6 separate regions of the Mus musculus genome follow, and all the other regions are linked to region 1. The links are chromatin loops, found by intact Hi-C in ENCODE. Cell type or tissue: left cerebral cortex. All regions are shown on one strand. Region 1 has its middle 99 kb from the start of Gm13373. Region 2 has its middle 7.2 kb from the start of Gm13373. Region 3 has its middle 18 kb from the start of Fcnb. Region 4 overlaps Col5a1 (collagen, type V, alpha 1). Region 5 overlaps Olfm1 (olfactomedin 1). Region 6 has its middle 34 kb from the start of Olfm1.

Region 1 (5,000 bases):
TATGGAGCTCTCAGCTGCTGCTCCGATGCCTGTCTGCACGCTGCCATACTCCCTGCCATGATGATAATGGACTAAATAAATCTCTGAAACTGTATGCTAACTCCTAATCAAACACTCTTTGTAAGAGTTGCCTTGGCCATGGTGTCCCCTCCCAGCAGTAGAACAGTGGCTAAAGCACACTGTTCTCCCAGCTGCCCCAGCTCTGCCCACCCTGCCACTTGGATCAGGAAACTGAGTCTCAGGTGCACCGAGAAGCTGACATGGCCGAGCACCACTGTCACCCAAATGCCAAGCTGGCCCAAGGGTCCCAGGCAGAGAATCTCTGAGTTCAGACCCTCAGGCTTCAGAGACTCTTTACTCCAACAGGGGCCAAGGCTCAGTGACAACATGCTGTGGGCAGGGACTCAGGCAGCAGGCACCTGGTCTGTTGTTGGTGGGATGTGTACCTAAACTAAAGCTAGAGGCAGACCATCTGTTACCTGTCACTCCAGTCCCAGGGACAGCAGAGCCAAGTGCAGTTGCTTACCATGAGTCCCAAAGCTGTGCTCACACCAAAACCAGGACCCAGTGCCTCTAACCTGCGGGATGTTTTCTGAAAGCTAATATCTTTTCCCGAAATCAGGATAGCATACATACACATCACTCATACACACATAAACACACACACATACACACATTCTCTAGCCCATTGGAAATTTGGAGACACTATGGCCAAGTTATAACAGCCTTCTAAACACCAACAGAAAAAACAGAAATGAAGTCACACACAGCCTGCTGTGGGGTGAATCGTGATTCTTGGAATGGCGCTGGGGCCACCTATACGGGCAGGGACAGTACCTGAGCGCCAGAAGCTTCCCAGGCAGTCTGGGGAGTGCATGTCAGAATAGCACAGTGTAGCAACAGCCAGAGGCTCTGTGGGAATGCCTGATTGGAGTCAGACTGGAGGACACTTGGGTAGTGCCCAGAGATACGCCCAGAGAGCTAGATGTCCTGGTGAGAGAGCGGGGAGGGCACAAGCAGACCTACATGGGGCATAAGGAGGACACCTCTGAGGGCCGGGACACACAACATGGTAGGTCTTGGTATCAAGTTTAGATCCTAGTGAAGCAAGGTCCCAGGTTTGAATGAATGCAAGGAAGTGGATGAAGTGTCTCAGGAGTCTGTGACCCTGGCCCCGACCCCTCGGGTGGGAGCCACAGATCTCAGGCTTCTACGTTTTCCCAGCAAGATTCCATGGAGGTAGAAAGGGCAGTGGGGACCCCAAATAAGGCCATTCTAGGCTGCTCATCCATTGGTTAACTTATTAAAATTGGCCATAGTGTTCAGTTAGAGCCCCAGCTGACTAGAAGCTTCACTGGCTGCCTTTGGGGTATTAAGTGCCCCATTGCTAGGGGAGTTCAAGTGAATTATGCATGTGTTATGGGATTGGAAAAAAGACAGGAACTTCAAGGATCCTCAGTGTAATGCCATGACGTTTAGACATATCCCGTTTCCCCAGCGTGGTACTGCAGGATCATTGCCAACATGGGTACCTACCTGCCTTGGGAGCCTAGGTCCCCCTCCCTGGCTCCACCCCACCCCCACCGCCATCTACCTCCTGATTGAGGCTTATCTATTAACCAATTCTTTAGTCGTGCTCCAAGTCTCCATAGAGCCCCAGGGTCATCAACCCAGGGACTGTACCTGACTGCAGCCAGGTACCCAGCTGCTTCAACATTTCTATCTCTCAGGAAGAAGTAGAAACTCAGCAGGGAGTCTTAAAAAAAAAACAAGTGATCATGCTAGGCTTTCTACTGGGGTCTGCTGGGCATGTCAACTGGCTTCTGACACCTAAGATGGAGGACCCCCAAACTGGACAAGGAATAACAGCAGGGCCTGGAGTGGGGGGAAATACACATGCCCAGTAGGAGGGATGACGTACCAGATCCTCAAGACCTCCTGTGGGCACCTGGAAACCTGCGGTAGTGGGTGCTGGCCTATGAAGCTGGATGAGTGAGTGGATGGATGATTGACAGCTGTCAGGAAACAGACCATCTAGAAGGGATGAGGACTGCACTGTGGACATCTGTGAGTAGCAGGGCAGAGTGGAGTCTGGTGTCCCAGGGGCTGTCACACTGGCTGAGGAGAGGATCAGCTCAACCTAGCTTTATGGAGACAAGATGGCCTTGGAGGATCAATCAGGTAGAGGCTGATGAAAGGAGGCCCATTACGTGCTGGTCTGGTCATGAGTCTCTAAGCCAGCAGTTCTCAACCTGTGGGTCGTGACATCTTGTGGGGAGGGGACAAACGACACTTTCACAGGGGTCACATATCAGATATCCATCGAATCAGATAATTTACATTACGATCATAACAGCAGCAAAATTACAGTTATGAACTCACAGCATTAGGAAGGTCGAGAATTGCTGCTCTAAGGCAGGCGTGGCAGAAGCAAGGCAATAGGAAGCCACAGCAGATGATGCCTGAGTGGCCCAGAGCCTGGGCTCAACTTTGGGTTCAAGTCTTATGGGCTCCATGCTCTTCCCTCACATCCACCTGCAAGTTGTATATGCCTGTGCACGTGTTTTGTTAATGTGAGTGCATGTGTGCCTGTGCCTGTGTGTGTTCATATGGGGGCCAGAGATGGATAGTAGTAGATGTTAGACATCTAATGTTCTCATTATCCTTCTTATTATTTTGTTAGCTGGTCTTTGGTTCTTAGAAAAAGCATTGTCAGCCCAGATAAAAATCTTTCACTTAAATTTGCGACTTGGGTCTGTCCTAACTCAGAATCCAGGCACACTCAGATTTTAGGGTGAGGAAGCTACTGGAGGTGGCAGGCACCTGTCCTAAGTGACAGTGGTCCAGTACCTATTGTAGGCGACAGTGTTTTCCTAACTCACCAATGAGACAGACAAACCTACAGAGGTTTGTCTGAGGCAGATAGATCCCCTTTGGCTGGCTGGATCTGCTTCTTCCTTCATATAGGGATCCCCCTACATCTTAGAGTGGGCATAGGGAACAGGAACAGGGGACAGGGGACAGGGGCAGGACAACACCTTCCTTTACAGCTCTCCCACATCAGGGTAGGCTGGACTCTGGACTCAGAGTACCTATGCTTCTCCAGCAGGGGTCGCCCCTGAGACCGGGAACCCATACAGGGCACTAAAGCAGACTCCTCTGTTCTGAGTCTCCAGGCTTCAAGGTGAGATGGAGTGGGGGACACCATTCCAGAATTCTATGAAGCTCACTCTTTCTGGGAAAACCACCTCGACCCCCAATCTGGGAAGGGCCTCACCCTCAGCCTCTGTGTACCAAGAAGGAGAAGAGGCCAGCCAGGAAGAGATACCCTTCCTGGGTGACTCTCAGGCTCCACCACCTTACACTTTTTCTTGCTGTTAGAACTCAGGAAGAGGCCACCTCACCATCCTTGAGGTCATGAACTATGAGGAGGATCCAATGAGGCAGGACAAAGGGGGCCATGCAAAGGACCCCCCAGAAGTTCTGCCCTGGATCCCAAGGCGCCATCAAAGATGGCTTCTTTCACGTTCACTGCTTGTGGGCACACTGTGGCTCTTCGGCCCGTGCCTGTTCCGAGTCAGGCAATGGCACTGGAGACCTCAGAAGAGCCTGGCTGCAACTGGGCAGCACTGGTTGGTCAAGAGGCCCTACAGAGGCTCATGCAGAACCATGCTGCCGGGGGGGGGGGGGGGGCGGCTGGCTGGGAGGCAGCTTGTTCTGCAGCCTGAGACCAACATTATATATTTAGGCAGAGTAGGTGGCTGCCTACTTGGTGTGATTTCACAGGCTCTGGGGGGCCCCTTCCAAACCCCAAAATACCTCCTCCACCTGCTTCCTGCTGTAGCGGTCCCTGATAAGAACAGCTTTCTATTCCCGAGTTAGAAAGCAGGCTAGCAGCCCCGTGCTGCAGTTGACTGTTGTTGAATCAGGTGTATGTTGGATCTGAGGCCTGGTGAGGAAAGGCCTAGCGTGGACTTCCAAGGCCCTTGTGTCTCCAGGAACCATTGGTAGCCAGGCCTCTGATTCTTAATTGTGGATCCAGGCACTTTGCAAAAGTTAGGGATGCTGTAGGAGTCTTCCACATATCTGTATTGGTGACAACAGTGCCAGAGACTTAGGAGATGGACAGTCTCATGCATTCATGCATTCATGCATTCATTGTTGTGTACTGTGACATGCAGAGAGAGGACAGATGTCCCCAAGGCATATGTATAACCAAACTTAGCTGACAGAGCAGAGCATTTCGAGTTGAGGCTTTGTAGGCAGATAGGCGTTCACTAGGCAATGGGAAGAGATGATGTCCCCATGCAGTAAGATGGGCTTGTGGGATGGCTCAAGGCAGCCTGGGGTTAGTACCTCAGAGGATCAAGAGTAGCTAAGAGGAAAGCCAGCAAGACAGACAGACAGACAGACAGACACACACACACACACACACACACACACACACACACACACACACACAAAGCAGGCAGGAGCCAGCCTTCTATGTTCAGCCAGTCCATATGACAGCATCTAGATGTACAGGTTAGGAAGTTCTACGGCTCACAGAAGGATCCCCAGAGTGTGAGGCATGGCCCCAGAGTGGAGGAAGGTTGGCGGCTAGGACCGTAGACTCCAGCTGACCCCTCTCTCTCACCTTAGCTTCCTTATCAGAAGGCCAGGCTAGGATTCCAGCCTCCTCGGAGAGGTCAAGTAACAGGCTTTGCTAGCCCTCATTGTTGGCATCATGTAGCCAGTGAGCAAGCTGTTTCATCCCTCAGGCACACATGAGAAGACATCTAGCTTTGCAAAGTATGGAAATCTTCTCTTTACAGTTTCCAGTCTTATTCACCACTGTAAATTCTACAATTGTCATTTTTCTGTGCCTTCAATGTTAACAAGATTTGTCTATGCTAGTGGGATTGTGCTTCACTGATGGCATGCCTAATCAACAGAGCCTATACTGGCTGTGTAGTACAATGGCAAGGTAAGTGTTGTCAACTTGACAGAATCTAGAATCA
Region 2 (5,000 bases), 110 kb before region 1:
GCCCAAACCTCAATTTCTATTTCTGATGAGATTTCCCTGGCCAGCACCTTAATGAAGCCAGGGCTGCTGGGGCTTCTGGGAAGTGCACATGGGCTTAATTACTCCTGTCTTGCTCTGCTTGGCAAATAGTCCACCTCCCTGGGCTTCCTGTTCTCACACCTCCAACCTTGGATCTAAGCCCAGGTCCTGCCCTGTCCCGGTCCTCCTCTTCGTCCACTGTCCTTCCATTTGTGTGCCAAGCACATAATCTATGTCTACCCAACTATCTAACCCTGCATCATCCTCTGTCTATCCATCCATTCATGCCACCTGGGTGTTCATCCACTCAGTTCCATTCATGGGTGTACCCATCCATATTGTCCATTGTCCACTCATCTGCTACCCACATATTTAGCAATCCATTTACCCATCCATCCATCCATCCATCCATCCATCCACATCATCCATGTACTCATTTATTCATCCATCTGTCCATCCATTTACTCATCCATGCACCCATGCATCCATGCATCCTCTCGTTTATTCTTCCACTCACCCACCATTTACCCATCCTTTATCTATCCATCTATCATCCATCCTTCCACTTATCTATCTACCCACCCAACACATGTATCCATCCATCCATCCAGCCATCCATCCATCCATCCATCCATCCATCAATCTGCTCATCCATCCATGCTCCCATCCACCCACTTGCTACGTATCTAGCCATTTGCATATATCTATATATATCTCTATATATCCACAAGCTATTCATTTAGTCATCCATTCATCCATCCACCCATGTAACCTGCAGCTTGTCCACCATCATCTATCCATCTATCCACAGATCTATCTACCTTGTCACTGACACATCAACTTATTTATCTATCTACTTATCTGTCCATCCATCCATCCACGCATCCATCCTCTTATTTTAGAAACACTTTTCTAAGACTGGCTGGTTGGGAAAAGATCCTAAGGGGTAAAAGCCCTGGGGCTTCAGCTCTCCCATAGGAACAGTCTGCTGAGTGAAAGTGGCTAGGGTCATCCATGTGAGGAAGGATCGACAGAGGGCAGGACAGGGTGTTGGGAGTCAGTGGGACTGTGCCGAGTGTAAGTTTGAATGTAATCTTCCTAGAGGCCAGGGTGGCACTGAGAGGCTGGAAGCTCATCTCTTGTGCCAAACCCATCCTCCCATGGCATCTCCTGATCTGGTGCGGAGGAGATAGCACCAGGAGAAGTCTGCGTCTGCCGCCCACATGGGGGTGGTGCCACCAGCCTTCCCACGAGCCATCTGCCTCGTCCTTTCCTTCCCCAAGCTTGCTGCAGCCCACAGGCTGCCTGGCTCCTGGAACAGTTGCCAGCTGCACATGTGGGCCTGGATTCCTGCCCCATGCTGTGCCCAGCCAGCACTTGCTCTCATGGACTGGTAGGGATTGGGTCTGCCTGGGGGCTGTGGCATGACCATTGTGATACTCCCAAGGCACAGAGCTTTACAGTTACAGGAGCTTTTATGTTCAGTACAGTGGTCAGTTCTTGGGACTGTTTTGAAGATGGCAACTTCGGGGCTCATTGCTGCTTCTGGGAAGTGGAAACTGAGCCCCAGCAGTGGCCACTCCAACGTGGCTCAGATTTGCGGGCAGGGGAAGGGCTGAGATAGTACCTGCAGCAGGTTACCTTCATCCTCGTCCCGCAGGGAGCCCCGGAGGGCAAGAGCTGCACATAGTGAAAGTGCTGGTCACAAGTGGGTGTGGCTTCAGCTTGTGTAGTGTAGTATCCAGGGAGTCTCAGAGGGGGCTCCAGGGGTGACAGTGACCTGTGCACTCTCCCTTACTTTCTTCTGCAGAACATTCTGTGTGTTCTCAAGCTTGCCCTTTGGAAGGCCCTTGCACCTTTGCCGAGGCCCATGGCTTGCCCTGCAAGCTTCTCTGGAGCTCAACTCTGTTTGGCCTTGTCTGGAAGCAGCTTTGGGGCTGCCTCATGTAGCAAAGCTGCCATTTTGGGGACCTGCCCTCAGCTCACCTGGTGGCTTCAACACGTTCCACGTTTTTCTGGAACCCCATGTGTAGCAAATGTGGATAGAAGGTTATTGCAGAGAACGTGGGTTCTAGACCTCACCACTCTGATGTTCTCCAGTGAGCCACCACTGTGCTGACGCTGGAGGTGGGTTTGGATTCACAGTGACTCAGGCCTGGCCTCACCAAGCTGGTCCCCTACTTTGTTCTTGTCACAGGGGCTGTAGGGACCTGGTTTCTTCCCCTAGGGTTGGATTGGAGGATGACATTTTCCTGGTAGAATGCAGTTCTCACCAGATGAGTGGGAGGAGTCAGCCTGGGGCCCTCCCTCTCTCTCTCCCTTCCTCCCTGCTTACCCTAGGCTGATTTAGGGTGGAAGTGCCTTAATGCCTGTGAGCCCTCATTTTCTCTATTCTCTTCTCTGGGTGTTTTCCTGGACAGAACATCTCCTCATAGCCATCTTTGGTCATATTTATTTTATTCTATAGCTTTGATCTATAAAGTGCCCAAGAAACCCTTTCTCAGAAGGTGCTGGCTTCTGCCTTCTCATTAATAGTGAAATTTGGTGTTGAAATATTTCATGGCCTCAAGATACACTTTAAAAAAAAAATCAAGGAATCCCATGGGTTGCATGTTGGCGGCTTGTCTCTACTGGGGCTCATGGTCACTGAGAGGACCATGGGAAGCAGGCTGGGGAGAAGTGGCCTGGCCAGTGACCATAATAGCTACTATGGTATCCTGCAGATACAGGACAAATCCTATCACATTGCAGGCTGTTGAGATGGCTCAGCAGGTGTAGTGGTTTGAATAGGTTTGGCCCCCATAGACTCATGTGTTTGACTGCTTGGCCCAGAGGGAGTAACACTATTAGAAGGTGTGTCCTTGTTGGAATAGGTGTGTCCTTGTTGGAGGAAGTTTGCCATCGTGGGATTGGGCTTTGAGGTCCTATGCTCAAGCTCCACCCAGTACAGGAGTGCTCCTCCACTCAGTGTGGGAGTGCTCCTCCTCCTGGCTGCCTGCTGAGGTCTCTCCCGGTTGTCTTTGGATCAAGATTTAGAACTCTTGGCTCCTCCAGCACCATGTTTGCCTGCACACTGCCATGCTTCCTGCCATGTTGATAATGGACGGAACCTCTGAAACTGTAAGACAGCCCCAATTAAATGTTGTCCTTTTGCCAGGCGTGGTGGCCCACGCCTTTAATCCCAGCACTCGGGAGGCAGAGGTAGCCAGATTTCTGAGTTTGAGGCCAGCCTGGTCTACAAAGTGAGTTCCAGGACAGCCAAGGCTATACAGAGAAGCCCTGTCTTGAAAATACAAAACAAACAAACAAACAAACAAACAAAAAATGTTGTCCTTTTAAGTCTTGCCTTGGTCATTCACAGCAATGAAACCCTAACTAAGACAGCAGGTAAGGGCTGCCAAAACTGTGATTTGAGTTTGACCCCTGGGCATCTTAGTTAAGTTTCTTTAGCTGTGATGAAGACTATGACTGAAAGGAATTCTGGAGAAAAGTGTTTATTTCATTTTACAGCTTATAGTCAACCATGAAGTGAAGTAAGGAGGCAGGAACTGAAGCAGAGGGCATGGAGAAGCGCTGCTTATTGGCTTACCTATGACTTACTCAGTCTGCCTTTTTATACAATGCAGAGCCATCACCTGCCCAGCAGTGACATTGCCTACAGTGGGCTGGACCACCCTACATCAACATCAACCATTAATCAAGATAATTTCCCACAGGCTTGCCTATGGGATGATCTAATAGAGACATTTTTTTGTTTTTGTTTTTGTTTTTGTTTTTTGTTTTTTGTTTTTTTTCGAGACAGGGTTTCTCTGTGTAGCCCTGGCTGTCCTGGAACTCACTTTGTAGACCAGGCTGGCCTCGAACTCAGAAATCCACCTGCCTCTGCCTCCCGAGTGCTGGGATTAAAGGCGTGTGCCACCACGCCCGGCTGATAGAGACATTTTTAAATTGAGGCTATCTTTTCTCAGAGAAACCTAGAGTGTGTCAAACTGATTAAAAACAAGCAAGCAAACACACACACACACACACACACACACACACACACACTCACACACACACACACACACACACACATACACACACATACACACACATACACACACATACACACACATACAGACACACATACAGACACACATACACACACATACACACACATACACACATACACACACACATACACACATACATACACACACATACACACACACACACACACACACACACACACACACACACACACACACATAAACTGCCAACTCTTTTTAAAGGCTGATATGGTACAGTTTCCCTCTCTATATTACAGGTAAGGAAAGTGTGGGCTGGGGCAGGGATCCTGGCAGAGGCTCCGAGTGGAACACCTAAATGCCCCAAGCCTCCCAGGCTGTGCCAGGAGACGGAGGGGACCATGTGACCTGGACAATAGAACCCACTTGAAGAAGCCAAAGTCTAGAGTTGAGCTCAGTTACTATTACTCCCAAACTGTGCTCCTGCCCCAAATCTGTGCCTCAGCAGAATCATGTCCGCCCCACACTCTGAGCCCTGAGGGTCCCTCCAGCACCAGGCTGGTGATTGACACCCCTTCCCTTCCAGCTTGGCTTTTTACAGTCTTGCTAGAGCTTGTCTGAATCTCCAAGAGATGAAATATGGGCCGGGGCTGTTGCTGTGGCAACCATTCATCATTTATGGATGGCCAGAGAGCCCATTTGCTCTTACGTTCAAGAGCAATTTGCTGATTCCTATCTGCTGCTCTTGGGGTGTAGAAGGTCAGGGGCCAGCAGAGGTCTCCTGACCCTGCATAGCATCCTTTACTGTTCTTCAGGACACCAAAAGTCATCTTTTCTGCTTCCTTTCCAAGTGCTTAGTCACATGCTCAAAGCAGACCCAATGCTGACTTGCCGCTGACCTCTCCTCATTTCCCAGGTCCTGCATGCCCCATTCCACCATACAGGTTGATTTGCAAGCCTGCATGTGTTCCTGGC
Region 3 (5,000 bases), 240 kb after region 1:
ACCTCAAGTCCTTTATCTTGGCTGCCAACCTGAGCAAACCCCTTTCTGCAGCCTAGTGTGTGGCTTTGGACACCCTGCTGTGAAGGTGCCTAGGCCCACACAAAGTCCACTTCCTCTGAAAATGCAGAGTCTCCTTTGTGGGAAGGCCCTACATGTCTAGAGGGATGGTCCTGCCTCTCTTCACAATGCGGCCAAGTCGTCTGTGCCTGTGGGCTGCAAAGCCTTGGTGGATATGGGTCATGGGGAGCTGAGAGGCCCATGGTCTGGGTGGACAAGACACACAGCTGGCAGCATCTCAGTTCTTATTGTGAAATATGGCGACTCTCCCTTTAATCCCACTTAGGGGTTAGGACTCCATACCACAGGATTGTAAAGCTCCTTGAGTCCTAGCCACCAACTTGGGACAGATGGGTTTTCAGATGGTCCCTAGTGCTGTTGCCTTACTGGCTGGGACTCCTGACACATGGTGAGGTGGGTGGTGGGTAGGAGGGACAGAGTCTCTGCACAGCTCCAGGAATCACATCATCGGTCGCCTCCCACCCATATGTTGCAGGCCGCCGAGTCGCTATGACAATGACAACAGCATAAGTAGCTCAGAGCCACTAAAGAATAGCTGAGGAGCCCAGTGGAGGCTGCACTGGCACGAAGCCCAGAGAGCTCCAGGCCTGCTCAGAGGGGTGCGCGGCTCCTCCACCCGGTATCCTCCCTGTTGCCGCCCTCTCAGATGCAGTGCATTTGAACAAAGCACCTGCCACTCTGGGATAGACACAAACTCACTCTTGCTGGTGCCTGGGCATGGTCAGAGCAGGACACAGCAAGGAGAGTAGGCCCAACATGGAGTCCTCTCCCCCAGCCTCACCCAAGCTCCCCAAGATAGTCCTCAAGTCAGTGGGATGTGTGCCCTGCCTCTCTGTGTATCTACTGCCCTGAGGCCATCTCCCTGAGATGATCCAGGCTCAGGCAGGAGGAAGTGTGTGTGGTGTGTGTGTGTTTGTGTGTGTGTGTGTGTGTGTGTGTGTGTGTGTGTGTGTAGTGTGTATAGGTCAGAGGACAAACTCAGGTGTTGTTCTTTGGAGTCCCCCCCCTTTTTTTTTTGAGAAATTTTCATTTTCCCTCACTGGCCTGGAATATGCTGTGGTGGTTAGAATATGCTTGGCTCATGAGAAGGGGCACTACTGGGGGTGTGGCCTTGTAGTAGGTGTGGCCTTGTTGGAGGAAGTGTGTCACTGTGTAGGCGGGCTCTGAGGGCTCCTAGTGCTCAAGCTTTGCCTAGTGCAAAAGAGAGCTGGCTCCTGCTGGCTGGGTTCCAATCAAGGTGTAGAACTCTCAGCTCCTTCTCTGGTGCCATGTCTACCTGCAGGCTGCCATGCTTCCTGCCTTGATGATAATGAACTGAGATTCTCTCTGAAGCTTTAAACCTAATTAAATGCTTTCCTTTGTAAGAGTTGCCTTGGCCATGGTATCTCCTCAGAGTACTGAAACCCTAAGACATGTGCGTAGTAGGCCTTCTGGCTGGCCAGAGAACTCACAGCCAGCACTGGAATCACAAGTGTGCACCACCATGCCTGGCTACACGTTTCTGGGAACAGGATTCAAGTCCCTCCGGCTTGTGTGACAACACTTTAGCTACCTCCCAGCCTAGAGGGATTTCACAGCAAGGCCGAGTCACTACATTAAAAAAGCTGGCTACCTACAGCCATTTAAAACTTTCTCTCTCACTCTTTTAAGGATCTGGAAATGTGTGGGCATTTTCCATGACAGAAAGCCCTTGGTCTCCTGTAGCCTTCAGCTGGCTTTGTTCCTGCTTGCCAACTGCTAAGCTCTTTTTTTCCTTGTAACACCTAGCCAGGCCGCCAAGAAAAAGAAACACATTCTGTTAGAATCCTGTTTTCCCAGCTCTCCCCTGGGGGCCATAAAGGATGTTCCACGCATCCGCCCTCAAAGTTGTTGCAGGCAACACATTGATCAGAAACGAGGCTTCTGCCACGCAGCCCACTATCAGCACTGAGGTTTGCGCTGTAGATTTAAAGCAAAAAGAGATCCATTATGGATTCCTCCATGAATAGCAAGAGAGCATATGGGTATTGTGACAGAAACCTCAGGTCAACATTGCATTGCCCCTGGTACTGCTGTGAAGCCTGGCAGAGTGTCTTGGGATTTTCTACATAGCACAAAAGACTCAGGGGCGGGTAAGTGTCGGCTGACCATCTGAAAACTGAACAACCATAGGGGCTCCATCTACTGCCTGCCTGATGGGTTTAGAAATGTGTCCTTCCCACAGGAAGAGGACTAAAGATCAAAGTGAGCACATAGCATTGCTCTGTATGTAAACATCTCCCACAGACACTGTTGGCCAGAAAGTCCCCTGGCATGATGGGAGCGGGGGTTCTATAAAGTTACAGCCTCTTCCCTGTAGGTGGGTGCTCTGGGTGTGGACTGGAAAACGAACTGTCTATATTTGCACTCAAACTGTGAAGTGCAGGGGCTGGAGAGATGGCTCCACGGGTGATGTGCTTGCTGGGTAAGCAGGAGGCCCTGAGTCAAGTTCCCAGCATCCATGTAAGATTCAGCCATGATGATGTGTGCTTGCAGTGACAGTGCTGAGGAGGCAGAGGCAAGAGGCCCTCCTGGCGCTCTTGACCAGCCAGTCTAGCTGAAAGAGCAAGCAGCAAGCTCCAGGGACCGTGAGAGATCCAGTCTCAAAAAGTAAGGTGGGGAACAAAGGAAGACATCTAACATTGGCTTCTGATCTTCTCATGTGCACATTTCAGCAAATGCACAAGCACACAAATGTGCACACACATGCATAGAACACACACACACACACACACACACACACACACACACACACACACACACAGAAACGCACCCAAGTCTGAGAGGTGGGGAGGGCATCCTGACTCTGGAAGATTGTTTGGAGAAACTTAGGCCAAGCTGGTTAAAAAATAATCAGCTCATACTTCTGCCCTGCTAAGTTTCCAGTTGGAAAGTTTGTTGGGTGCTGCTGTAAAATGCCCTCTTGTCTCGGGAAGAGCATGTGCAGAGGACTCACAGAAGCAGGACACTTCCTCAGGACTCTCAGGAGGGCTTGGTGCCTGTGGGTGCTCCCAGAGCCTGTGGTATGTACAAGAGGTTTAATTTGTGTAATTTGTGGGGAAGAAAAGAGAAGTCGGGGACCTGTCCTGGAGGATGGAGGAAGGGAGATCAGGTTTGGGGTCTTCATTTCTGTTGCTAATCATTGGGCCACCGTGCTCCCTCCTGAGGCTCCCTGGTGATGGTCCATTTCAGATAGAATTAGATTAGAGAAAGGAGAAGCCAAGGGATGGGAAAGTGGTCCACATATCAGCACATTGCCACAGCAGAAATGATGAGGCAGGAGGCAGCGGACAGAGTGAGAAGAAGCCAGCTAGTGAGTTATCTCCATCAATGGTGGACTCTAAAGTGCCTCACAGCACACAGGTGTGCCTCTCTCCTGGGGTCTTGCTAACACTGCCATGGATCAGTCCATTCCTTACTCTTCTTCTTACTGTGCCAAGATACCTGACTTGAGGATGTGAGGATACAGTCCATTATGCTGGCAAGTCTGGGCAGCAAGACAAGCTGGAGGCCGTGGCTGCAAGAACATGGGGCTGCTTATTGGTGTCTGGATGGATCTGGAAGCCAAGGAAAGGAAGCAAGAAGCAGGCAAGCTACACAGCCCCAAGGCCTTTGGGACTGGGTAACAGCTCAGCACTGAAGAATATTCATTGCTCTTCCAAAGGACCAAGGTTCAATTCCCAGAACCTACATGGTGGTCCCTAACCATCCATAATTCCAGTCCCAGGGGATATGGTGCCCTCTTCCGGCCGCAAGCACACACATGCAAAACATTCATGGACATAAAATAAACAAATCTTTTACAAATTTTAAAACAAGCAAGCAACGCAAAGCCCAAGACCTGCCTCCAGCAATCAACTTACCCTTGAGTTTCACAATCTATAAAACTTTGAACCTTTTAAAATTGTACCCAGTCAAGCATTAAGCTGACAAAGGACACTTGTAGTACTTTTTATCAATCCTCCTCAGACACAGAGTCATTGGATGGGTGTCATGCTTTAGATGTTAAATGTCTCCCACAAGCCCACGAGTGTAAGTCCTGCTGCACAGTGTGGCTCTTTTAAGAAGCAGGGTCTACCTGGCATTAAAAAAAAAATTGCTGGATATGTGCCCTTTAAGTGTTCTGTGGGACTCCTTCTCTTTCATATTCCCGTTGTAGTTTGTCAAGAGAACCTCACTCACAAAGACCACAGAGACCACCATCGTTGTGAACCGCATGAGGATTTTTTTTATTGACCCAACATGTTGGGGACTCCCCTCTCAGCACGCAGGCCAGAGGAGAGACCCAGAACAAAGAAAGAACACACGTTTTCTACCTTTGTAAAGACCAGATATCAGTACCAGGGTTGTTGGCTTATTTTAATTGGTATAGCCAATAATTTTTTCAGGCATTGCTTAGTTTGTCTCAGAATTCAGTGTGGGGTGGGGCAGGGGAGTTGTTAATCTTGCTCTGGCAGTTGCAAGCTTAGTCATTTTGACCGTTAAAACTATGTTTCTATCTTTGTTTAGTCAGCCAGCTTCTTTATCTGGCTCTGCACTTGGCCTGCTAGTACAGTTTGGAAGGTCTTTTTGAAGCGGGAAGGTACTGGGTGGTCTTGAATTCATTCTGGATATCACATTCCCTGATCATAATGTAAGTGGCTTGCTGACCCACACATGCCTACTAGGTCACCATGTGCCCAACTGAACCACAGACTGGAGTTTCTAAATCTATTAGCTCAAATAAGCCTTTCCTATAGAAGTGGAAGGTAGCCAGCAAGGTAGCCTATCACCTCACAGCAGTTAATGGTCTCTGATCTTTTATTATAATGATGGAAAACCAGTTTGCACAAACCAGCCAGAGAACCTATGGTTTGGAGAAGAGGTAGCACATGGGACCAGGGAGAGAATGGGTGGGAAAGAAC
Region 4 (5,000 bases), 380 kb after region 1:
GTAGGCCTGGTACGTACAGTGAACGGGGCCAGACTCTAGGAAGAGCGCTTGTAACACAGGTACTTCTGGGGAACAGATGTAACTTACAGGAGATCCCACTGTTCTCCAGTCCCCTCAGATCCTCAAAGCCAGATTTCTCATCTCTAAGATGCAAATCCCGTGAGCTCCTTGGGAGAGGTGAGCATGAGGACTTAGCGTGGGTTCAGCCATTGAAAGAAGTCATACGGAGGCTGTGGTCACAGTCACATTATAACTCTTTACATGGGATGTTATCTCTGACCACTGTGGGCTAGATGTGATGGCTCGATACAGAGTCTTGCTAGAAAACCCAGAAGCCATAGCCTGTGGTCCCCAGGGATGCCACCAGCAGAATTCTGAAGATAGGTCTTTGTTTTCCCTCACTCACACAGAGACTGTCCAAATCCAAAAAGGAAGTCCCTTTGGGAACAGGTGAGCAAGGCCATGTCCTCTGCCCCTTCTGATCTAGGGCCAGCACAGGGCACACATGGTGCATTTTACAGGACAGCAGGGCTAGGGAATAGCAAAGGTCCCCTAGAGTTTTAGAGAAGAGAAGAAACAAGCCCAAGCCTTTGAACTCCATGTCCAGCGCCCCACCACCTGGTACCCTGCAGGTGAGCATCATAAACCATCTACTATCGGGCTAGCTGCCGCCGCACTCTATCTGGCCAGCAGCTCCATCCCCTACCTCAGTGGGATACTTACTTGCCATCGGACAAGTTGATGCCAGGGAAAAGCGGATACTCTTCAGGCCCGGGCTTCCCTGTGTGGTCCTCATAGAGGAAGACAGGGGAGCGGCCCAGCTCCAGCCCCAACTGCTGGATGCCCTGCTCATTGTAAATGGAGACTAGGAAGGCCTGGCTGCCTTTCTTGGCTTTCACGGTTGTCAGGATGGAGAAGTCCTCGGGAAAACCAGACTCTGGAACAGAAGACAGGATGAGAAGGCCATAGGAGAACCCAGACCCTGGCCAGCTATGGCAAGCTGAGACTGATCTGGCAAACTCTGCTGTGGGTGGCACTCCTCTTCAGCTTATCCGCCCTAAGATCAAACCTCTACAGCCTCCTCCACCACCAGGGTTCAAGCTGGCCGTTCAAGGCACAATCAAAACACAAGTTTCTCTAGGAAGGCCCTTCCGGTGAGGACCCCACAACACCCTCTCCTTGGCTGCGAGCTGCACCTCTGTGCATCTGCTTATGAGTCCTACTAGGGACCCACTGGACTCAGCAGCTTAAGGGGGACCTTTGAGTCTCCAGCTGCATCAAAGGCTAAATATACTGTGTGCCTCATCCAGTGTCGATCACAAGGGATGTGAGGAGTGGAGGAGAGAGGAGTGGGAGACAGACTTGAGCTCGTCTTGACTCACATGGTCTGAGGATTCCTTGTCAATAAGCTCATCAAAGAAAAATCAGAAGCAAATTTTAAAAATACTCCCAATTTAAAATTTTAAGAAAAACAAATATCTAGTATGTTGAACAGGAAAGCCTGTGCCTTTCAAAACAGGAAGCCCCTTTTTTGAGTACCTAAACTCACTCCTAGCCCTGAGAGCACCTAAACCCACCCTCAGCTGGAGCTCAGTGAGCCCTTGGCTGCCCCCTCCCCATGGAGCCTGATGGAAATGTCAACTATCCTCCTATGATTGAAGTTTTGCCACCAACTGCCTGGGTCTGATAGGATGTAAGCCACACAGTTACTTAATGTGAAGGAATGCGATCTAGAAATATTCCTTCCTTCCCCCACCCATGGATAGGGCACCTCTCAGATCCCTCAATGGGTAACACCCAGCAAGGAACTGGCAGAAACAGACTGACGAAGCACCAGGTAGTGAGGTACCACCAAGCCACACTGTTTCCTCTGTAGATGCTGGGAGTCTGAGTTACGGGCTGGGATGAGGCAGGAGTGTCTGGCTATTCCATTTTCTCCTTTAGAGTTGGAACAAGGTCAGCCACTTGGCCCAGTAGGCCACTAGTCACTGCTGTAGCAGGCTTTGTCACAGTTTCCTTGCAAAGCTATCCAAGGGTGCCCTCTGTTGTTGGAACTGCAGGCTGCAGGTACAATGCTGGGGAAAATCAAGATGTCCTAGATCTGGGGTTGGGGGCTGGGGGTTGGGGCACAAACAGGACATAACGACTTAACTGCTCTTCCCTCCCGTTTCTGATATAGGGCACAGGCAGAGAGAGCTAATGGAGGCTGTGGTCGCTTCTGACAGGGAAACTGCAGATCCCAGGGGTGGCACAGGGTATGGTGGGATAGGAAGCCAGTGGAAGAACTATCCCATAGGGTCACGACCTCTCATCAAGGTCAAGGGGACCTCAGACTCTGATGTGGGATAGCCACGTGTCCTAGCCCAAGTCAGGAGCCCAAAGAGGCTGGGTGTGCAGGGGCCTGTTTGTGTGCTGGGCATCACCAGCTCCCCTGGGCTCAGAGTGACAATTTCAGGCTGCTCTGATAGCTGGTAATGATGGCCATGCACCTACTTGAGGTAGTTGGGGAAAAAAGGACTCCACTGGGGGACCTGCTTAGCCTGCTTTCAAGTTCCAGACGGGAAGCTTCTTGGAAGGGGACATGCGAGCCTGCACTGTCTTGTCACCCTGGGTGCCACACTGCACCCTCTACTAGGCAGGGGTGTGAAGGAAAACAGAGGTCTCCACCTTCACTGGTGTTGATGGGCACTGAGAACTGCTGTGCCTACCCAATTGAAGGCCCCAGTTAGCCCTGCCAGTGGCTGGGCGCTGTACCTGTAGGACGTGGACACCAGAGCGGACCCTACAGCAGCCGGGAGGTCACTGTCTGCATTCAGGGTGGACCATGCGGTCATTATCCAGTCTCTGTGCCCACCCTGACTCTGTGTCATTGACTGAAAGGATGAGACGCATGGCACATGAGAGAGTCCTCTTCCTCCATCATGATCTATGGTGGAGGGCAGCCAGCCCATCTCTCCCAGCTCATTAAAATGCCCCTCCTCAATGTTTAAAATCACTATGGTAACAAATTTTCTCAGCTCAGACAAAACTTGGAAAAGATGAATTATGTTGAACATTAATCTCTCTCCTAGCAAAATAACAATGGATTTATAGTCCCTTTAAGAAGGTCTCTCTTCACTACGACAGGAGCTGACACTGTACGCCAAGCTTCCGGGTAGTCTGGAGAAGTGCATGTGCGGTCTGGTGCCTCCTGACTGATCTCACTCAGAAAAGCCACCACAGTGGAGGGCCAGCAGCTCCGCTCATGGGGTATCCTCCCTCTTCCCACCAACACCCAAGGGCCCCGGTCCACGGCGGGGATACAGTAGGCAGCTAATAAATGCAGCTGCCATGGAATTGACTCTCCCAGAGAATCTCACATACTACCATATGGGCAGGATGGCCACAGCCTCTCAGAGAAGACACAGTTCTGCTCACTGAAGGAATGCAGTACCTCTGACCTGCTGCTGTATTCTTACACCATCCTGGGGCCCCGTATCCCATGGTCCAGCCCAGGCAGCCGCACCCTGCTTCCCATGCATGGCCTTTGTCTAGGGCCAGCATTCTGAGATGTAATTTATCCTGTGGTCTGCAGTGGACTGGTTGGACCCAGGGCCTCTGGTCAGTAAGGATAGGAGGGAGCAATAGGGGTAGCTGGTCAGGGGCTGCTCCTGGAGCTAGCTGAAGACTTGGGATCCTGGAGTAAAGATGGAGCCCTGGAAATGGGGGGATAAGGAGAAGAGCTCCTGGCCAATCCACCCTATCTAGTTCTGAGTGAGCCAGAAATCTCAGGTACCTCCTCAGAGAAGGATGCTGAGGAGAACAGAGGGGAGACCTCAGTCCTCAGTGGAAGAATGGTGGGGACTGGTTCTCCACACACAAGGTGAGGCCAGGGGTCAGGCCTTAGTGTCAGTCAGGAGACCATTACAAGCAGCTGGTGCTAGCTGGGTAGACATAGGAGCAATAAAGCAGTATACAGGGAAGTCCAGGACCGTCTTCATGCATGGCCTGCTAGTTTCTTTTAGATATGGCGCCCACCCTGTGGGGGAGAATGGCCAGATCTTATGCCATGAACAAGCTAGCCCAGCCATCTAAAGACCCAGATCCACACAGCCCATGAAGGAAAGATTATGCTGCTCACTAGGATAAGGCTGTCTTGGGAGATCAGCCCATAACCAAGGGCATCATTGAGCAAGCACTAAGACAATTCCAGACATCTATTCATGCTCTACCCAATCCAGTCTTGCTGCGGTTGCCTGGAGCCCTCGGGCCTCCTAGTGCAGCTACCACAGACAGCCTCCCCACCCTGGTGTAGCCAAGGAGCTCCTGCACTCTGGAAGAAGGCACACAGTAGCTAGCAGCCACCCTCATTCTTACCTAGGCTGCTGCAATGGCTGGCATGTAGCCACGTGAGTCCTGTGGAAGACATCCCACAAGGTCTGACCTGTTTCCTAAGCACTTGCCAATCAGAAAGCCTGCAGTACCTTCCAGGATTTTCCAGGGTCAATCACCTACTCTGAGGTATACAGCCTCAGACACCAGATGATGGATAATGCTGACCCTGGAACAGCTTTTCCAGACTGACCCATGGGACCTGAGGAGATGACACCACAGAAACTCCTCTGCAGAGACTCCGAAGCCACCTTGGCTGCACTGGCCACTGTCAGACAATCAGTGATTGACCCGGTGTCCCCCACACCCTAGCTACAGCAATTCTGATTATCTAATCAAGTTACTAATTTGAGGACAGTTGAAAACAAAACCAAAAGCTTCCCAGGACTGGGGCTGGGACTCGGTTGTCAGAGTACTTCCTGAACCCATATGGAGCTCTGAGCTTGATCGCCAAAACCACATAAATTTCATACTGATGCATGCCTGCACTCTTAGGGCAAAAAAAAAAAAAAAGGTGGATTCAAAATAATTGGAAGTTCAGGGTCATCCTTAACTGTAAAGCAAAATCTAAGGCTAGTCTAGAACAGCTGAGACCGTGCCAAAAACAAATACAGTAAAGGCCCACGGTT
Region 5 (5,000 bases), 80 kb after region 1:
GCCTTTGGTTTCTAATGAGATTAAAAACACCGACAGCAACAACAGCGTCTCTGTCTGAGGCTGTTGCTATCCTGAGTCCATCCCTCAACAATATGGGTCATGGATTAAAATGGAGATATCAACCCCTAGGTCTCTCGGGGCAAAGCTACCCACCCCCTACTCCCTCACTGGGCTGCCTCCTAGGATGGAGAGTTCTCTATCTCTCTGCAGCCTCTGCTTTAACCTCCCTCTACAGCCCTCCCTGTCCACCTGTGAAGCAAGCCCCTCCTTTGTGCTTTGGAATGGGCTCTCCACAGCAGGAAGCTAGTGATTGGTTTCTGTGTTTCTTCGGTCTAGTGTATAACAAGATGATACCAGTATCCAATTTCTAAGGATTTTTAAGTGGTCTCTTCTCCATATACTGGCAAATCAGTCACAGGACCCAATTGCTTTCTGAAGACACAGACTGGGTTACATTAAGGAAGTAGGCTCCAGAGGCCAAATATTCAACTACAGGCTATGGAGGCTGCTTGAGACATGGGCCATTCTACAGAAGAGAGCCACATGGCTTAAAGCCTAGAGCCTCATGGGGAGAAGCCCCATTTCCAAAGGGCTGCTCTTCCCCTCAGTGTTGTGAGCTCCGCTCTGAAATGCCTTTGTTTTCTGTCCTTTTCAAGGCTAGTGTTGTCTCTTGGAAGTGACTCCAGAGGCAGTTGCTGGCTCCCAGAGACATGGCTCTCATGTCCTCTAGAAGGATTAATGGTTCTTTCCAACTAGACTCAAGGATGCTCGGCTAAAGGTGAAGGGCAGAGTGGAGGGTGTCAGGGTACCTACACCATTTGGCTTTATTTAGAGGACACAAGTGTCGTCAGAGGAGCCTACGCGCCAGTGGAGCTGCCTTTGATGCAGGACAGCTGCTTAGGAATAGAGGGGACCAGTGGGCAAAGAGCTACCCCACCTTCACTCTTCTGGTCCTGATTTCTGTCTCTCAGTAGCTGACCCTGAGAATTTTGGCATAACTGACCAGACCACCTTAAAAAAGAGATATACACACTTCTTTTTCTAAGTAAGTTCACAAGTGAGACTGTTAAAATGGCTCGTGAACACGCCTCAAATCTAACTCCACTGTGACCGATGTCTGAGCCTTTGCTCCATGCCTTTGATCCATGCCTTTGCTCTCATATTACCCTTCTCAGGCTGCAGAGCGGACCTGTAAAAAGTCTGCTTGTCAGGGAATGAACTCTATGGCCAAGAAAAAGCTGTAGGTCGACATATACTAACGTCAAAACTTAGTTAATAGATTTAGTAGTTTCTAAGTCCCCACATCACATCTGTAGCTGGTGCCCAGGTACACAGGAGCATCCTTCTAACATCTGTGCTTGATTCTGCATGACTCTTATTTTTCTGCCTCAGAATGAACTTGCTCACTTTGCATCTGTCTTACCTCATTCTCTCCTTTGATGGATGTCAAGGGCTTGCCTGCTTGGAGGTCCCCGAGGCTTTGCGGGGCTCCCTGAGCTCTTCTGTACACATTATAGCTCTGCTTTAAGTCGCCCCATGTTCAGACATGAAAATGGAGGCCACCTAACCAAGTTTAGTTCCTTTTCAGCTGGGAGGGGGACCAGGACAGAGCTGCCAGGGCTCTACACAGCATCTTATGGTGCAGTGAAGGTGTTGGGTGATGCTATTTAAGGGACCGTCTTGCTAACAGGGCTTTAGTTTTGCTCTTCTCTCTGGCTTGGCAAGCATCTGACAAGTGTCCTCCTGAAACCGCTAGCATCAAGGAATTCAGCCTTGGAAACCATGTTTTAAAGGGAGCAGTTAGTGAAGGGGTGGAGAGAACCCCAGTGGGAGGCTGGGAGGAAGTGGCGGGATGCCAGACACCCCAGGAATGTCCCAGTCCCTACTCCCACTGAGAAAGGATTAGAAAGGATGTCTGAGCTGCCAGCAGACAGAGCTGCAGGCACCAGTAGATCTGTGTAATCTAAAGCATTCTGGATAATTCCACCCTCTGTTCTAAGGATCATCTGCTGGTTTTGATGCTGTTTAGATGAGAGGAAAGAGCCTTTGCGCACAGAGCTAAGTGAGGGTTTGAGGAATATGCCACCCTTTTGAACATGAGCCTCCTGGGGCAGTGGGTACAAGCCCCCTCTCTGATGTCTTGTGTAAGCTATACTGGACTCCTGAGGTGGCAAGCCAGTTGGAAGCAGAAAGGGAGGTGGGTGGGACACAACTCTGTCAGAGTGTCTCAGTCCAAGCAGACTGTGAGCCTGAGAATCCAGAAGGAGATCTCTGGAACTCTAGGGACCTGGAGGTGTGGTAGAGAGGTAGGGACTCATGCATCCCGCACACAAGAAATACAGCTCGCACCCACTTCTAATGTTGGGGACTGAGGGTCTGTGGCTCACTGCTGAGTAAGGTTCCTTTGCATAGCACGTTACATAGTTGGTGTTTGTTAGAGGGGAGCCCATGCAAAGGTGTCCCAAGCTCATTTTGCTCTAACAGTTTACACAGAGGCAGTGGGGACTGAGCTGGCTCAGCACGAGGCCCTCAGTACACACACTGATGTGGGGCTCTGCAGCTTCCTGAGGTCTTCTCCTGGGTCCCATGCAGTCCTCCCCTCCATTTCACCCCACCCTCCACGGGGGCCTGCTCTAAAGCCAACATCAATTTCTCTTTCTTTCTCTTTTTTCTTTGCATGTGTGTGGCGAGTTATTGGTCTCCCGTGTGTATGTGATCAAAAGTAAATGGGAGATTGGAAGAAAGCAAGCAAAACAAACACTGCTGGTGTTGATCAATGGTTGAACAAGGCGACATGTCACTTAGCAGGCCGGGAGCACGTGGTTCAGAGTGCTTAGAGCCCAACATGCCCAGAGCAGCACCCAATACTGTGTGCCTGCTGCCAGCCAGCATCCAGCTGCTTCCCTGCTGTCAGCCCTCATGAAGTCCCCTCCTCCTTCTAGCCACTGCCTGCCACCAGAGCCTCCTCTGCCGGAAGGCAGTCACGAAGCAGAAAATAGATACTTAATTGTCACAGCACCCATGGGTGTCCTGACAAGTTTGTGAGCCTACACCCTTGCTATGCCTTATATCCTAGACACTGAGGCACACATATGTAATGTCAGAAGGCTCCAGACTTGGGTACCTCTCTTGGCCTTGGCTAGCCAGGGTGGAGTTGATGGTGGGGAGAGGTCCTTAGTGGGTGGCATCAGGAGCCTCAGTCCAGAATCTCACAGATTCAGTGACACCAGGCACCAGCCTCTGAGGACCATGGGTAGGACCTGGCCCATTTGTATGAGTAGTGGTTAACAGTTTCTCAGAAGCCTGGAAGGAGGTACTGGTGCTAGAAGGTGTATAGAGACCAGTGTGTGTGTGTGTGTGTGTGTGTGTGTGTGTGTGTGTGTGTGTGTGTGTGTGTGTGTGTATTTGGTGTGTGTGTGTGTGTGTGTGTGTGTGTGTGTGTGTGTGTGTGTGTGTGTGTGTGTGTGTGTGTATGTATGGGCACAGAGGTAACTATATCATTCTCTGCAATCCAGAGCTGGTAACTAGACATGACATGGTTGGGGCAGAGCCTGGCATGCTGGCCTGGACTTTCTAGGCATCTTCTGTCTTGGCCCTCTTTCTCCTCATCATAGCATCCACATCTATAGCAAGAGGGTGTTCCTAACCAAACTGTGAGCAGAGGTAACTTTTTCTGACAAGATGTGGGTACAATCAAAACCTAAGTGTCCCAGTTAGCACTAATTGTCAACTTGCCCTAACCTGAAATCAGCTGAATAAAGAGTCTCAGTGGAGTAACTGTCTTTATTAGGTTGACATATGAGCATGCCTGGAAGGGACCGTTTTGATTGCCTTGACTAACAGAAGGGCTCATCTCACTGTGGGCGGCACTATCCCCTGTGCAGTGGTTCTGAGCTATGTTATAAAGCTAGCTAAGCATAAGCCATCGTTAGCATCCTTCATGGTTCCTGCTGTTATTTCTTGCCCATGTGTGAGTTCCTTCGTCAGAAGTGATGCTTAGAAGAATAGCAAATAGGTTTACCTTTCAGGTCCTTTCTTGAGTTCCTGCCCTGACTGCCCCCAGGAATGCACGTGACCAGGAAGTATAACACAAAAAACCAACCTTTTCTTCCTAAGTTGCTTTCTGTCAAAGTGTTTTATCACAAGCAACAGAAAATAAACTAGAAGGCTGAGAAACTATATACCGCCATGATCCAGAAAACAGTGTGAGAACAACTTATGCTCACACAGCCCTGACCCTACTGTATCTTCTGGGCAGCCCGGCCAGCCCTCCCAAGCTGTCTGTCATGTGGAAGAGCTGGGCCCTTGGTGGCACTGGTCTATAAAGCCATGTCTAGAGGGTCTTTTGCCCACCCCCAGTTGCCTCCTGGTTCCAGTTCTGCCTAGCCTTGTTCTGCCTGCCATGGGGAGATGTGAGAAAGGCTTAGAGCATCTTGGATTTCAGGCTGCTTCCTCTGGGCCCAGGGAGGAACAACCAGTTCTGAGTGTGGCTGTCCACTCTCCTGCAAACCTCTGATGAGAAGAGCGTTTGGGAGAAGCACCCAGACCCCAGGAGGCTCATCCTGTTTGCAGTGATTAGCACTGGATGGCATCAAAGGATTCACAGAAGCATGGCTTCTCTTCCATCTCTGTTGGAGTTTCCTAGAGACCCTGACTGCTCCTTAAGCCCTCCTCCATCCAAGAGGCCTCCCAGCCTGACTCCCCATGCCCAGTTCCCAAAAGGCTGAGACCACAGCCCAGTTCCAAGGAAGGAGAAATAGGCCAAAAAAAAAAAGGGCTGCTGGCTCATTTTTCTTTTCTGAGGTTTGCCCACGGGGGAAACACCCAGGAAAAAGGAACCCAGCCTCTTCTCGGAATCAAAAGGGAACACAGAGCTTCTATCAGCCATGAAAGGAATGGCAAATGAGTACAAATCAGCTGTCATTAAAACAAGAAAGGCCTAATAGATTCCATCCCTGAAGCAGAGACTGTGATGGGAACCGCCCGGAGCGGTCAGCACG
Region 6 (5,000 bases), 66 kb after region 1:
TGGCGATGAGTCACCATCCTGTCATCCTCTTCGGCCTTTGCTTCTCAGAAAAGCCCACCACTTCCCTTGCTTGTCCCAGAGACCGCCCAGCAGCCTGGGGACATTTAGACCGTAAGTCAAGCGTTTTATATCCAGAAAGAGAGAAGGCGGCTTCCCTGAACTCATCGCTCTGATTTATAAAGTCAGCGAATTCTGCGCAGCTCACGGTGGCCAGTGTTTTATGTTGCCCTTTTATATGCACAATCCATTTTACGACTTGTTTAAGAAAGAGACAGGAAAATGCATGCCTTTCCTGTGTAGAAAATCGGCAGGCCCAGCGTCTCCAATCAATAAAATCACATTCTGCTGACTTTGAGCAGGAAGCTGAAATGTCTTTGCAGGGGGTGTACTCCAGCTGTGGGCGGGGTAGCCAGAGGGTTCTTGGCTTTGATGTTGATTTATTGAAAAAACAAACAAACAAACAAATAGATCTGGCGCAATGCGCGCATGGTGCAGGCAGGGTGGGGCTCACACTCCTGGAGAGATTCTGGGGAACAGAGCAAGTCTGCCAGTGCTGTTTCCCAGTGTGAGTTACGGCCTTGCAAGGAAACAGTGGGCAGAGGCTCCAAGCCACCCAGATTTATACACTGTAGAGTTTGTGGTTTGTGAGGAGGTGGGAGGGCACCCAACGCTGTCATGTGTGCACCTTACAAATTTTCTTTGCAGTCTGTATTTCTCTTGTCTTCTGGTCACTCTATGTCCCAATGATAGTTTTATATGAGCACACTGGAAGGTATCAGGTGTATACCCATATGTGTAGACATGTCTGAGACATAATCAAATTCCTTTCTCACAGGGCCTTTGTACCTTGGGCATGTGGCATTGGGCATACAGTATGGTACAGCTAGACTCTGAGACCTGAGGGAGTTAGGTAGGTCAGGCAGGTGTGTTGAAGATGCAGCCCTGATTTGGACCCCAAGGCCCCGAGCTTATCCAAGCCATCAGAAACAGTGGGTAGAACAACGCAGGGAGGGGTCCAGGCAGGATCTGCCTCTGCTTCCCCACCCTTCCCTGCAGACTACAAACCTCAACAAGAGGAATAACTGCAGTCTACCACTTGGCCCCCTGAACTGGGGCCACCACTGGCCATGCAAGATGTGATTTAGGCTTTGACAGCTGCTCCCTGTCTCTGGCCAGAGTAGCTCCTCTGATCTTTCACTGTCAGGACTATGGAACCCAGGATTGGAGTTGTTGCACCCACACACAGCAGTTAGCCAACTGTCTGTGACTTGGCCTACAGCCTTGAAGCCAACCAAGGGTCATGATAGTTTTGCCCATCCCACCTGGAAACTGTTCTTGTCCCTGAACTCGTGGTCCTTTGGTGCTCTGCTGTGGAGATTCTCAAACTAACACTGCTGTGCTCCCAAACACCCTCCTCCACTTGCCCACAGATCTGGCTTCTCCAATCCCCTGCCTCCACCTGCCCACAGATCTGGCTTCCCCATTCCCCTGGCTTTTTGTGGACCCTCCCCTCAGCCTGCATCTCCTTCACTTGTACTAAGATGCCACTGTGGCTCCCAAGGTCCCTCAAGGTCCTCCAAATCCTCCTGAGGCCCCCTCCCTTGCCCTTTCTCAAAACCTTTGTGTTTCCTTCCGAGTTTTGGGATCCTTCTTGCATGATCTTGGCCACTCAGGTTGTTGTGTTCATCCTACCTTGAGCCTGTGTTCTCACCTTGACCCCACCTCCCTCTTCCTTTCTGCCTTTGGTTGATCTCCATGGCTTATCCAGGTTTCTCTGCTGACTGCCTGGGAGCAGCCCAGTGCTCCTGGACATGTCCCCTCCTCCCTGCTTCTCATCCTGCTTGACTGGCAGCTTGAAGCACCACCCTCTGCGCACACTTTCCCTCCCTCGAGTCCCAGACACAGCATCCCCAGGCAGAAGGAGACTGCCTTTCCTCTACATATCTCTGGCTCTTTCGGTCTCTTTTCCCTTTCTTTTTTTTGTTTTGTTTTTGTTTTTGTTTTTTCGAGGCAGGGTTTCTCTGTGTAGCCCTGGCTGTCCTGGAACTCACTTTGTAGACCAAGCTGGCCTCGAACTCTTTTCCCTTTCTTACCACCAAGTTCTTTCTTTGCCCCTTCTTTAGACTCAGCTTCTGTACTATCTACCCTGTGAGCACTTGGGAGGTGGGGGGCTCAGTTCTCCTGGAACCATGGGACCGATCAATCAGGGTGGGGGAATAGGAGATATCAGCAGCCATGCCAGGAAAGCCCAGAGCAGCAGCCAGGAAAGCTGCATGGAGAAGCTCGGCTTATGAATGTTGTTTTTGAAACAACCAGTTGCATCTAATCGAATAATGGTTCCTGAAACTCACAGCTAATTTGTTTCCAGGATCAACCTTTCAAGCTTGCTCCAGTTGGGATCTGTTTGCTGCCTCTCGGTGTCTGCACATGTCGGTCGCCTTAGCTCCTCATCCCACTTTGCCTGCTCTGAATAATTCACACATACCAAATTGCTTCTCGCTCCTGCTGCTGAAGCCTGGCGAGAGAGCTGAGTGGGGTGGGTTGGGGCCAGGAGAAGACTTTCTTCTACCTTCTTTGACCAGGGGCTCTGGGCCATCTGAAGCTAGAGCAAAAGGCAAGAGGCTTGGGAGCCGTGGGGGAGCCTCTGTGCATTCTTTGCCTTGACCCAATGTTCTCTTCCCACAGGTACAGAGGATGCATACAAGGAATACAGCCTTGTCTGGCGACATTGGCTCCTCAGAGGGTTAAGACTGGAGCATTTGCAAGCTTGAGGTCAGCCTGGGTTACATATGAGTTCAAAGTCAACCTGAACAGCTCACAGAGACCCAGTCTCAAGCTAAATAGAAATGAGCTAGGGATGTGATCTGCAGTACAGCAAGCAGAGCCCCTCAGCAGCCCTTGGTGTGTCTGACAGACCTCCCAGGAGAGGACAAGAGCCAGAACCTCAGTATCTTGTGCCTCAAGGGAGGACAAGCTCTTCCTGGCTCCCCTCAAGTTGAGCGCACAGTGGGTGTCTCTCCAGCTCTAGACATGTCTGTTAAGCTGTAGTGAAGGTTCTGGAAGCCAAGTGTAAACTCCTGCTGGATTTCAGTCTTCCCAGTGGGAAGCAGTAGTCCTCTTCTTCTCTTGTGTACCCAGTGGCTACTCATCCTCCATCTGTCCTCCTAGTCAGAGGTTGTCAGCTGGGGCCCCACAGCATTCCAGAGCAACTTCACTCCTTGGCTTTCTATTGGCCATTCTGATATGAGTGGCGGAAATCTCACAGCAGCCCAGTATGTTCTGCAGGGTGTGAACAGTCCAATGCCCAGGGTACCCTGGGGGTACTCATGAGAGTCTACTACCAGAGTGACACCTCTGTATGGTGGTGTTTGTGTTTATGTGGTGCTGGCCTTACATGGCCATGGTTCTAAAGCAAGCATGGAGTGCAGAGCAGGTGCCTGGCATCCTTCCAGGAAAGACATAGTAACTCAGGTGTGGCGGGACATGTGCGGAAAAACGAAGTCCTCATGGGTGCCTGTCTCCCCTGTAGCTCCAGACCTCACTGTGGGGGGAACGTGGACTCTACTAATGGGTTGGCTGTACTGAGCCCCCCCCGCCCCCATGCCAGGACTACTATGGGCCCCTGGGAGAGTTGAGGACCAGGAGGGAATTTCTGACTTCTGCTGGGTGGACATCAACATCTGTAGGGGGACGGGCACATCCAGCCACCATCGGGTGGCTGGGTTAGGAGGTGATTGATGGGCAGTGGTCTGGGCGCCTGGAGACTCGTGTTCCCACGAAGGCTGGAAGTGAGGGATCTGACAGCCGAGTTTTCCTTTCCCACCCCTTGCTTTGGGACTCCACAATAGTGCCATTGCTTTGGCAGAAAGGCAGATTCACCCATCAGGATAGCTGGGTAAGTAAGTCTCTGTGTCCACATGCAGACTTAATTTTCTAATGTGAGGAAAGTGGGGGATGTTTATCAATGGGTAAGATATTGAGTGCCAGAGGCTCAGTCCAATGCCACGCATTGTGATTGGCAAAGAGGAAAGGGATAGCAGGTAGCCAGGCCATCCTGCCCAGTCCCTCTGCGTTGGGCATTCGAACCTACTGTGAGTAGGTTCTATCTACCTCTGCCATCCCCACCCTGTCCTGGAGATCCCAAGAGGCATCCTGGGCCAGTCTCTGAGTTATCACTTGCCGAAGGGTTGGCCCAAGTACTCCTTAGGAGGGTCTCTGAGTGAGTCCTTACAAATCTTACTGAATAGGTTGCACTCAGGGTTTCAGACAGGTCAGCGTGTAGTTGGGGCTGTTCGGTTCTGCAAGCATCCTCCACCCAAGTCAGTGCCCCAGGCCCTCATGCCTACGATGTTCCTTTTAAAAGATCCTGATGGAGAGTAAAAAATTATTTAAGCCCCTAGACCAAATGTGTCCAAAATAGCCCCATTGTTTCAGGATGTCAGGTGTTTGAGGGTTTTGCCAGGTGTTTGTGGTTTGTGTGTCTATATAAACCCCTTACCCCTTGAGCTCATTGTCGACTCCTCTACCCCTGCATGGGATACAAGTCGTCTCCAGTGCACTGATCTTTCTCGAATAAACCTCTTGCAGTTTGCATCAAGACCGTTTCTCGTGAGTGATTTGGAGTGTCACCTCTCCTGAGTCAGAACATGGGGGAGTCCTCACGTTGTGGGTCTTTCACTTTCTGCTTCCTTCATGGAAGGAGGTTCCCTGGGATATCTGTATTGGTGAGGGGTTGCAGGTGTGTGTGTGTGCGTGTGTGTGCAGGAGAGTAAGGAGGGAGGGTAAGGAAAATTATCATTAGGCAACTGGACCTCCATTTTAGGACTGATAAGGACCGGAAGAGGCTGCCTAGGTGTCTCTTGTTACACCACACTTTTATAGCAGTGAGCAGTCTTCATAGCCAATACTGTCAAACTGACTCTCACTATCTTGCCAGGGTAGTCAGGGCCAGTGGATCTAGGAGTTCTCTGAAGACAGGGCCAGTTCTGTCCCCAGCCTCC

The links. Hi-C counts contacts between places; a loop is a spot of excess contacts. Peaks named below come from ENCODE experiments on the same cell type or tissue, not always from the same donor. Only the 100,000 strongest peaks of a DNase experiment are listed, where the experiment ranks them.
Region 2: it touches region 1 in a loop (7-fold over the local background); 15 of 42 quality-filtered maps call a loop at or near these places.
Region 3: a loop joins it to region 1, with 2.7 times the contacts of the local background. A loop is called at or near these places in 2 of 42 quality-filtered maps.
Region 4: a loop joins it to region 1, with 4 times the contacts of the local background. A loop is called at or near these places in 2 of 42 quality-filtered maps.
Region 5: a loop joins it to region 1, with 4 times the contacts of the local background. A loop is called at or near these places in 4 of 42 quality-filtered maps.
Region 6: a loop joins it to region 1, with 2.2 times the contacts of the local background. A loop is called at or near these places in 3 of 42 quality-filtered maps.

What each region holds. Positions count from the first base shown.
Region 1 is chr2:28,303,014-28,308,013 of GRCm38, reverse strand. No RefSeq gene overlaps it. Among named protein-coding and RNA genes, the nearest start is that of Gm13373, 99 kb to the left of the region's middle. In left cerebral cortex, a CTCF peak has its summit at 3,099 (motif pointing right); DNase peaks (open chromatin) are centred at 419, 3,127, 3,823 and 4,642; H3K27ac peaks cover 1,996 bases.
Region 2 is chr2:28,409,399-28,414,398 of GRCm38, reverse strand. No RefSeq gene overlaps it. Among named protein-coding and RNA genes, the nearest start is that of Gm13373, 7.2 kb to the right of the region's middle. In left cerebral cortex, a CTCF peak has its summit at 2,231; DNase peaks (open chromatin) are centred at 1,262, 2,162 and 3,011; H3K27ac peaks cover 3,573 bases.
Region 3 is chr2:28,064,249-28,069,248 of GRCm38, reverse strand. No RefSeq gene overlaps it. Among named protein-coding and RNA genes, the nearest start is that of Fcnb, 18 kb to the left of the region's middle. In left cerebral cortex, a CTCF peak has its summit at 1,891; DNase peaks (open chromatin) are centred at 537, 1,270, 1,843 and 2,385; H3K27ac peaks cover 2,208 bases.
Region 4 is chr2:27,923,979-27,928,978 of GRCm38, reverse strand. It overlaps Col5a1 (collagen, type V, alpha 1), which reads right to left. Exons shown (of 66, transcript NM_015734.2): 3 at 724-937. Among named protein-coding and RNA genes, the nearest start is that of Col5a1, 40 kb to the right of the region's middle. In left cerebral cortex, a CTCF peak has its summit at 2,033 (motif pointing left); a DNase peak (open chromatin) is centred at 2,029.
Region 5 is chr2:28,222,943-28,227,942 of GRCm38, reverse strand. All of the region lies in intron 5 of Olfm1 (olfactomedin 1), which reads right to left. Among named protein-coding and RNA genes, the nearest start is that of Olfm1, 20 kb to the right of the region's middle. In left cerebral cortex, no CTCF peak of the experiment used is centred here; DNase peaks (open chromatin) are centred at 1,813, 2,170 and 2,955; H3K27ac peaks cover 4,762 bases.
Region 6 is chr2:28,237,279-28,242,278 of GRCm38, reverse strand. No RefSeq gene overlaps it. Among named protein-coding and RNA genes, the nearest start is that of Olfm1, 34 kb to the right of the region's middle. In left cerebral cortex, no CTCF peak of the experiment used is centred here; DNase peaks (open chromatin) are centred at 1,847 and 2,460; H3K27ac peaks cover 1,544 bases.